2 separate regions of the Homo sapiens genome follow, and region 1 is linked to region 2. A link is an interaction called in ENCODE POLR2A ChIA-PET data of the cell type or tissue named here. Cell type or tissue: K562. All regions are shown on one strand. Each heading gives the region's core, and the rest is flanking DNA. Links, peaks and the distances in the headings are about the cores only. Region 1 overlaps ANKHD1-EIF4EBP3 (ANKHD1-EIF4EBP3 readthrough). Region 2 overlaps SRA1 (steroid receptor RNA activator 1).

Region 1 (7,235 bases), core at 2,070-4,569, 110 kb after region 2:
CTGCACCCAGCATTCTTTAATTCCTTTTTAATAATAGAACTCCAGTTTCATCTGGGCAGCAACATACCTGACTAGAAGACTATGTTTCTCTGCCCCTCTTGCAGTTATGTGTAGCCAATGAGATGTAAGTGGTAGTTATAAGGCCGCACACCTAGGAAGACTCTTTAAAGGGAGCTTACTAAATTGAGAGGCACTCCTTATATTGCCCTTAACGTCTTTCCTAGAATGTGAACTGCTGGGGTCCTAGCTATCATCTTGGTTTTAGGTTTATTGTAACCTTGTGGATACAAACCACATACTAGGATAGCAGAGCAGAAAAATAGAATTATGAGCTCTTGATGACAATGGAACTGCCATACTAGCCCTAAACGGCTTACCTTTGAATTTCTCTCTTGCTCAAATCGTTAATTTAGATTTTGTGACATATGCAACCAATTTTAATCCTAAATGAAATAGTGAAATAGTATATAATCATCAAAAGTTACATTGTAAGAATATTTATTGAGGCCAGGCATGGTGGCTTACACCTGTAATCCTAACACTTTGGGAGTCTGAAGTAGGAAGATCACTTGAGGCCTGGAGGTTGAGAGCCACCTGGGCAACATAGTGAGACCCCCATCTCTACAAAAAAATAAAAATAAAATTAGCTGGGTATGGTGGTGTGAGTCTGTAATCCTAGCTATTCAGGAGGCTGAGGCAGGAGGATAGCTTGAACCCAGGAGTTTGAGGCTGCAGTGAGCTATGACAGTGCCACTGCACTCCGTCCTGGGTGATAGAGCAAAACCCTGTCTCTAAAAATAATAAAAAATAGGCCAGGCACGGTGGTTCATGCCTGTAACCCCAGCACTTTAGGAGGCCAAGGCAGGTGGATCATTTGAGGTCAGGAGACCAGACTGACTAATATGATGAAACCCTGTCTCTACTAAAAATACAAAAATTAGCCAGACATGTGGCATGCACCTGTAATACCAGCTACTAGGGAGGCTGAGACAGGAGAATCACTTGAACCCGGGAGGCGGAAGTTGCAGTGAGCCAAGATCACACCATTGCACTCCAGCCTGGGCAACAAGAGTGAAACTCCGTCTCAAAAAAACAATGATAATAAATGAAAAATAAAAAATAAAGAATATTTATTGAGATGAAAAATGTCCATGATACACTGCTAAGTAAAATAAGTAGATTATAAAACTGTTAGAGTATAACTATTTTGTTTAAAATATATATATGTTTGTATATAAACATACTTAAAAACAAACTGGAAATGTATACACTAAAATATTGTATACATGCTTTTTTATCTTTAGATGGTAGCATTACATGTCATTTTAAAATTTCTTTTCTTTAGCTGGGTGTGCTGGCTCACGCCTGTAATCCCAGCACTTTGGGAGGCTTGGGAGGCTGAGGCAGGAGGATCACTTGAGGTCAGGAGTTCAAGACCAGCCTGGCCAACATAGTGAAACCCTATCTCTACTAAAAATACAAAAATTAGCCAGGCATGGTGGTGCATGCCTGTAGTCCCAGCTACTTGGGAGGCTGAGGTACGAGAATCACTTGAGCCCAGGAGGCAGAGGTTGCAGTGGGCTGAGTTCGCGCCACTGCACTCCAGCCTGGGTGACAGAGCGACATTCTGTCTCAAAAACAAAAAATTTCTTTTCTTTGTGTTACTCTGTGTTTTTCAGGTTTTCAGTATTGTGTGTATTATTACTTTGGCATGTACTATTTTTTAAATAAACATTGGAAAAATCATATAAAACAAAAGTTATTAAATAATGGAAACCCTCTAAATCTAAGCTAAGTAGTTGGGTTAACTTCACAGTTAACCCAATAAATCTGAATTAAAATAATAAACATATACTAGAAAACTATATTACAGGCAATATAGACTAAAATAGACTTTCTATATAATTTCTTATAAACTAGATAATTTTATAGCACAGGGAAAACATAAGCAATATAAAGTAAACTCAAATACTCAATACTCAAATAATCAAAGTGGTTACGAAAAACATTATAAATATTCATACATGTATTAAGTACCTTTGTAGCAAGCAAGTGTTAGAGCACTTTCTTTGAATTCATTAGAATGAGTGTTGATGCCTGCACCATGATCTAAAAGAACTCTTGCAACTTCCACATGACCTGCACTGGCTGCTTCCATTAAGGGAGTATGTCCATTTTCATTATGATCTTCTATATTTGCACCTTCATTAAGGAGCACTTTAACAATGTCAACAAATCCTCCAGCACATGCATAAGTTAGCGCAGTGTTTCCTAAAAAGAAGAAGAAGAAATATAATACATGAGCAGAATATATATTTAAAAAATAAAAATAAATAAAAGATTTAAAAAGAAATATACAATCATGACAGAACAGATACAATTATGATTATGCTAATGCTCTAGGTATACCTCTTCAATTCCCTTACACAAATCACTACAACTATTATCTCAACTTTTTTTCGTTATCATTGGTTAGAAGCATCACCTTAATTTTCTTTTCTTTTTCTTTGAGACAGAGTGTCATTCTGTTGCCCAGGCTGGAGTGCAATGGCACGATCTTGGCTCACTACCACCTCCGCTTCCCAGCTTTAAGTGATCCTCCTGCCTCGGCCTCCTGAGTAGCTGGGATTACAGGTGCCCACCACCATGCCCCACTAATTTTGTATTTTTAGGAGAGACAGGGTTTCACCATGTTGGCAGGCTGGTCTCAAACTCCTGACGTCAGGTAATCCACCCGCCTCGGCCTCCCAAAGTGCTGGGATTACAGGCGTAATCTGACAATTATGCCAATTATACCAATTATGCCAATTATACCACGCCCGGCCAATTTTCCTACTAATTAAGAGATTTTCTGGCCAGGTGCGATGGCTCACACCTGTAATCCCAGCACTTTGGGAGGCCAAGGTGGGAGGATTGCTTGAACCCAGGGAGTTTGAGACCAAGGAGTTTGAGACCAGCCTGAACAACACAGTATCTCTACTAAAAAAAAACTGAGCCAGGAATGGTGGCATACCCCTGTAGTCCCTGCTCCTCTAGAGGCAAGAGGTGGGAGGATCACTTCAGCCCAATACAAAAGACTTTCTGGAAAGCCCAATACAAAAGACTATATGTTATAAAGATCTGAACAATATAAAAAGGCCAGAAAAGCAAATCTATAGAGACAGAAAGTAGAGTAACAGTTGTCTGAATAACTGAGGGGACTCCAAATGGGCATAGAGATCTTTCTGTGGTGATGGGAATATTCTACAATTAGATTGTACAACTCTATAAATTTACTAAAAATCATTATTGTATACTTAAATCAAGTGAATTTTATGGTATATGAATTATATCTCAATAAAACTGGGATTTTTTGTTTGTTTTTTTAAAAAGCAGCAGCAGCTACATTTGGACTGGGCCTCAAAAGTTAAGTAGGATTCCTAAAGGCAGAAAAGGACATCTGGCATCAAACAAAATGCATTAAGTAAAGGCAGGTGACCACATCCCCTCACAGAGCTGCAATACAGAGCTATGGTTTATGATCCCTGGTCTCTCCTGAGACTGACTGCTTTGGAGTACAGAAGGAAGACTTCTAGGAACCTGTATTTTTAACAAGCTCTCTTAAGTGATTCTGACATGCAGGCAGTAGGTGCAACTTACTGAACAAAATGAACGAATTAATTAAAATACGAACTTGACTAGAAATTATTGGTGAGAAGATGATGCAATTTCCTTCTGGAAATCTCTATTTTCCCAATGAAGTATGAGTTAAGGAAATCAGTGGAAGCGAGGAGGGGTATCTGTGGGGTTTGAGAAGAATGTCTGAAATGGCCACATGGAGAGTGTACGGAGGAGCCCATCAAAGAGCATGTGCTTACTGCATGGTATATAATAATCCCTTCCTTCTACATAGTGTATCTATTTCAGCTAAAAAAAAAAAAAAGGGGGGGGGGGACTTCATCTCAACCAAGCCCTTTTCTCTCTCAAAATGTTCACCTACTTTTTAAAAATAAAGGTACTGAGAACAACATGGTGGTTTTCAAACTGTCTTCCAAAGAACTTTAGAATCCCCGCTTCCAAGAAGTTCCTCAGCACAGAAGAAGATGGGGAGACCTAGGTTCCAGAAATTAAAGCCCCCAACTATCTCTACTTTAGATCAACTCCTCTTTTATCTGTGTAATATTATATCTGTGCTTCCATATACTGTTTGGCTTAAAGTTAGAGTTATTTGACAGAAAACAACCTTAAAAACCACTGAATTTGATGATCACCAAGAATCCTCAAGGGGAAATTTAAAACTTCCTTGTTGGCAGTACCCTCTTTTTTGAGTATTTTTCTTTTTTTTTTTTTTTTATAGACGGAGTCTCGCTCTGTCGCCCAGGCGACACGATCTCGGCTCACTGCAAGCTCCGCCTCCTGGGTTCATGCCATTCTCCTGCCTCAGCCTCCCGAGTAGCTGGGACTACAGGCGCCTGCCACCATGCCTAGCTAATTTTTTTGCATTTTTAGTAGAGACGGGGTTTCACCGTGTTAGCCAGGATAGTCTCGATCTCCTGACCTCGTGATCCTCCCACCTCAGCCTCCCAAAGTGCTGGGATTACAGGCGTGAGCCACCACGCCCGGCCTTTTTTTTGGGTATTTTTCAAAGGAGTGTGTATATAGCATAATGCTGTTAACCAGAACAAAGCAATTGATTTTATCATCTTAATTTAACAACTTTTGCTATAGTTCACAACCAATTAATGCCCTCTGCCCCTAAAATTTGTGGTATATCAATTCAAGGAAATATTACACAACCTTTAAAAAAGTTTGTTAAGAAGTTAATAAAATAGGCCTGGAGCGATGGCTCACGCCTATAATCCCAGCACTTTGGGAGGCCGAGGTGGGTGGATCACAAGGTCGAGATCGAGACCATCCTGGCTAACACGGTGAAACCCCGTCTCTACTAAAAATACAAAAAATTAGCCAGGCGTGGTGGCGGGCACCTGTAGTCCCAGCTACTAGGGAGGCTGAGGCAGGAGAATGGCGTGAACCTGGAAGGCAGAGCTTGCAGTGAGCTGAGATCGCACCACTGCACTCCAGTCTGGGCAACAGTGCGAGACTCCATCTCAAAAAAAAAACAAAAAAAAAGTTAATAAAATAGAAAATAAGTGAAGTCAAACAAAATTGCACATAGGGTATAATTTCAACTACATAATTTTATACATCAAAAATACTGGAAGGAACTAAACTAACACAGTAATAGCAGTGATTTCTGTGCCACAGAGTTTATGGGAGAGTAATCTTTTATTCTTCCTACTTCTCAGCATTTCTGAAATGTTCTTACAATGAGCATATATTATTTTCATAATCAGATAAAAAATTAAGTAAATCAATCTGGTGGTTCACCAACACACTCTAACATTAACTGTCTTCTTTTATGTAAATATAAGAGATATTTTCTGTATTTAATTAATACAGGGAGCCACTTTCAAGGGTTCCAACTATAGTATGCACAAAGCTGCTCAGTTCAAATAAATGACGGGCGAGGGATTTAGGCTGCACACTCCTATGAGACAACTGACTATCTGAGGTGAAACAGTTTCATCCCGAAAACATCCCCTCCTCCCTCCCCCACGTGTGGAAAAATTGTCTTCCAATTGTCTCTGGTGTCAAAAAGGTTGGGGACTGTTGCTATACAAGAATATCTCAGCCAGGCTTGGTGGCTCACATCTGTAATCCCAGCACTTTGGGAGGCTGAGGCGGGCAGATCACATGAGATCAGGAGTTCAAGACCAGCCTGGCCAACATGGTGAAACCCCCGTCTCTACTAAAAAAGTACAAAAAATTAGCCGGGAGTGGTGGTACTCGCCTGTAATCCCAGCTACTTGGGAAACTGAGGCAAGAGAATCTCTTGAACCTGGGAGGTGGAGGTTGCAGTGAGCCAAGATCGTGCCACTGCACTCCAGCCTGGGTGACAGAGTGAGACTCCATCTCAAAAAAAAAAAAAAAAAAAAAAAAGAATATCTTATTAGTAAATGTATTCAGCAAACTCAACATGTAAAACCCTATAGGGTAAACACTCAGGTTTATCTATAATCTAAAGAGTATTGTATTGAAGATAAAGAATTATAAGAAATACAGTTTATAATTTTGCCTCCATATATATTACATACATAAGGTATATGACATGTTGTTATAAGATACATATATAGTAAAATGGTTACTATAGAACAAATTAACATATTTTTCTCATATAGTTACCCAATTTTGCCCCCTGTGGCAAGAGCAGCATAATCTACTCATTTAGCAAAAAATCCTGAATATAATACACTATTATTAATTATAGTCCTCATGTTATACATCAAGCTTTTTGACTTGTTCATTCTACATATTTGCTACTTTGTATCCTTTTACCTACTTCTCCGATTTCTTCTCCCCACCCCTGACCCGGTAACCAATGTCTTATCTCTATATATTTAACGCTTTTTGTAAATTTTCAATATTCAGTGAGATCATGCATACCTATGTCCATAAGACTGTGGGGGAAAAAAAAAAGTGAGATCATGCAATACTTTCCTTTCTGTGTCTGGCTTATTCCACTTAGCATAATGTCCTTCAGGTCCATCCATGTTGTGGCAAATGGCAGGATCTCCTCCTTTTTTAAGTCTGAATAATATTCCATTATGTTCATACCACAAAAACTCAGTCTTGACTACAGGAGACTCTAAGTGTGTTTTAAAGACTTTTGAGGATGTCAAATTAATTTGTATTTTACTCAAAGATTCTACACAAGGGCTAAGATTTTTCTGTAGGTTTATACTGGTTTTCCTCAGAAATCTAATTTTTCTCTCTCTCAGGTAATAATTATGTCAATTTTTTCTCCCAATTAATACATCATTTTCTACATACCTGTTGCAGACTGGGAGTTGACATCAGCATCATGAAGAAGTAATAATTTCACAATATCTAAGTAACCTCCACTGGAAGCTGCCATCAGGGGAGTTATGTCTCCTTTATTCCCTCGATCTTCAACATTAGCATGCATAGCAAGCAATACCTTTAAAACACATATACAGACAGAGAAATTGTTAATTCTTACTATTCAATAGTATTTCTAGAGAATATACTGAATCTCTGAAGATATTCTTCTAGAATAGGGGTGGGAAAAAATCAATAATGACCTTTTGAAAAAATTATGCCAATACTCACTGCTTAACATGCCAGGTTACATATTTTACAATATCATTACATATTAATATTTAAATAAAGTATGC
Region 2 (2,500 bases), core at 1-2,500:
AGACAAATTACAGCTATTATGGTAATATAGGCAAGATTTAATGATTTGCATAAGGGTGGGAGTCAGGGTGGTAGGAGTTGGATGGATATGAGATGGAGAAGGTCAGTAGGAATGAGTAGATTAGGAAGAATCCATATAACTGAATTTTTTTGCTTGATATAGGAAGACTGGGGATGGTGGTTTTGGGGAGGGGGAGTTTTTTTGGGGGGCCATGTGAAGTTTAGGCTGTTACTTTTGGGGAATGTTCTAGGCCAGAATTAGAGAAATAAGTCACCATTACAAGGATGGTATTTGATGTCATGGGCTTGAATATGGCCAGGGACAGAGCCGTAGGGCACTCTAGCATTTCAAGGTTGAGAAGGAATCAGCAAAGGAGATTGGGAAATGGCCAAAGAAGAAAAAAGGAGAGGCCAGGCGCAGTGAGTCACGGCTGTAATCCCAGCACATGGGGAGGCCAAGGTGGGCAGATCACCTGAGATCAGAAGTTCAAGACCAGCCTGGCCAACATGGCGAAACGCTGTCTCTACTAAAAATACAAAAATTAGCTGGGCCTGTAATACCAGCTACTTGGGAGGGTGAGACAGGAGAATCGCTTGAACCTGGGAGGCGGAGGTTGCAGTGAGCCGACATCGCACCACTGCACTCCAGCCTGGGCGACAGAGTGATATTCTGTGACAAAACCAAAATAAAAAAAGAAAATAGGAGAGCGTAAAGACATGAATCAATAGTAATGAATGCTGCTGAGACATCAAGATAGAGACAAGGGGCCAGGCGCAGTGGCTCACGCCTGTAATTCCAGCACTTTGGAGGCCAAGGCGGGTGGATCACGAGGTCAGGAGTTCAAGACCAGCCTGGCCAACGTGGTAAAACCCTGTCTCTACTAAAAATACAAAAAATAGCCAGGTGTAGTGGCGGGCACCTGAAATCCCAGCTACTCGGGAGGCTGAGGCAGGAGAATCATTTGAACCTGGGAGGTGGAGCCTGCAGTGAGCCGAGATCGCACCATTGCACTCCAGCCTGGGACTCCATCTCAATAAAAAAAAAAAGAGCGACAAGGAACCAGTAGATTTGACAAACATAGCAGTCACTCGTGATCATAACAAGAGCAAGTCTCTGCAGTAGTGAGAACAGAAACAGCTGGAATGGGCTGAGGAGAGAATGTGAAAAGTAGAGAGAGTGACTATAAAGAGCTCACTCAAATGCTGCTGCAGAGATAAGAAATGGGACAGTATCTGAAAATGGAACATGAAGTAAGGGAGTGTTTTGATAGTAATATACTAGAGCATGTTTGTACACTAACGGGATGATTCAGTAGAGAGGGGGAGCTGATGATGCAAGAGAAGATAGTTACAGTAGGGAAGTCTAGAGAAGACAAGAGAGGCTAGGATGCAGAGTACAGCTGGTAAGATGGCTTTTGATAGGAGCAGGAACCTTTTCATCTATTACAAGAGGAAGAAAAGTGGCCACAGATGCAGGTGGGTTAGGAGGAATGGTGGTGGGAAGATGAGAGAGTTCTGTTTAATGACCTCTACTTTTCAATGAAACATTAGGCAGTGTCAGAAGAAGATAGCAAGGAAAGGAAGAGAAGTTCTGAAGAGTGGAAAAAATGAGCCAAAATGTCCAGGCAGTATTTGGTACCTTTTAAAATCTGTGGCCATGAATTTAAACTATCAGCATGGCTCTGTTTTCCCTCCCAAGTGCAAGCAAGTTGGGTTTAACCAGGAAAGTGGGACAATGGGAGGAGATAAAGGAGGTAAAAATATTTATAAGGGGGTGATGTTAATGTACATTGAAATCAAAGTAGCTGAGCTGGAAGGGGTAAGGGGGTGATCAGATTTTGGAGGTGATAGTGTGAACAAGGCAGGGGGATGACAGGCTGATGTAGGGTGGGAAAAAATGATCACTGGAGGTGAAGAGGTCAACTGAAACACCAAATTATTAGATGAATTAATCATCCTTGTGGATGTTGGTACCTAAAAGTAAACTTTTGACTTTTGTCTTCCAGTCTTCTTTCTGTTAGTGGTTCCCATTACTAAGTCAGAAACTACGAGTCACCTTGACTTCTCTCTTCCTCACTCTCAATCCACTCCTGTTGCTACTTCCTCCTAAGTAAATCTCAGACTACTCCATTCCCCTCGTCTACTCTTTTACCCTAGTCCATGCCAGCATTATCTCTTTCCTGAACTACTCAACCTCTCAACTGGTGTTCCTGCCACCACTGTTGACCTGTTTTCATCAGTTTTTCACAGAGCATACATGTTTAAAAATAAGTCTGGTCACATCACCCCTTGCTTTTACAAACCTGCAGTGGCTTCCCAGTACCATTGACTCAAGATCAAACTCTTCCAAAGCCCCACAGGGTCTGGACCCTCTGCTTACCTCTCTAATGATAGCTCATACTACTTTCTTCAGTGGTAATAATTTTTAGCCATACAGGCCTCATTACTGTCTCTTGAACAAATCAAAAGTTTTCCTGCTTCTTGGGCACTGCTCTAACCTC

Evidence for each region. ChIA-PET counts read pairs that join two places held together with the same protein. Peaks named below come from ENCODE experiments on the same cell type or tissue, not always from the same donor. Only the 100,000 strongest peaks of a DNase experiment are listed, where the experiment ranks them.
Region 1: POLR2A ChIA-PET joins it to region 2 with 5 read pairs; 5 of 35 experiments call an interaction of 5 or more read pairs at or near these places.

Annotation. Positions count from the first base shown.
Region 1 is chr5:140,440,778-140,448,012 of GRCh38, reverse strand. It overlaps ANKHD1-EIF4EBP3 (ANKHD1-EIF4EBP3 readthrough), which reads right to left. Exons shown (of 36, transcript NM_020690.6): 5 at 6,871-7,018; 6 at 2,038-2,271. It overlaps ANKHD1 (ankyrin repeat and KH domain containing 1), which reads right to left. Exons shown (of 34, transcript NM_017747.3): 5 at 6,871-7,018; 6 at 2,038-2,271. Among named protein-coding and RNA genes, the nearest start is that of ANKHD1-EIF4EBP3, 43 kb to the right of the region's middle. In K562, for the core only: no CTCF peak of the experiment used is centred there; no DNase peak of the experiment used is centred there.
Region 2 is chr5:140,553,441-140,555,940 of GRCh38, reverse strand. The region is part of intron 2 of SRA1 (steroid receptor RNA activator 1); the gene reads left to right. Among named protein-coding and RNA genes, the nearest start is that of SRA1, 2.8 kb to the left of the region's middle. In K562, for the core only: no CTCF peak of the experiment used is centred there; a DNase peak (open chromatin) is centred at 1,310.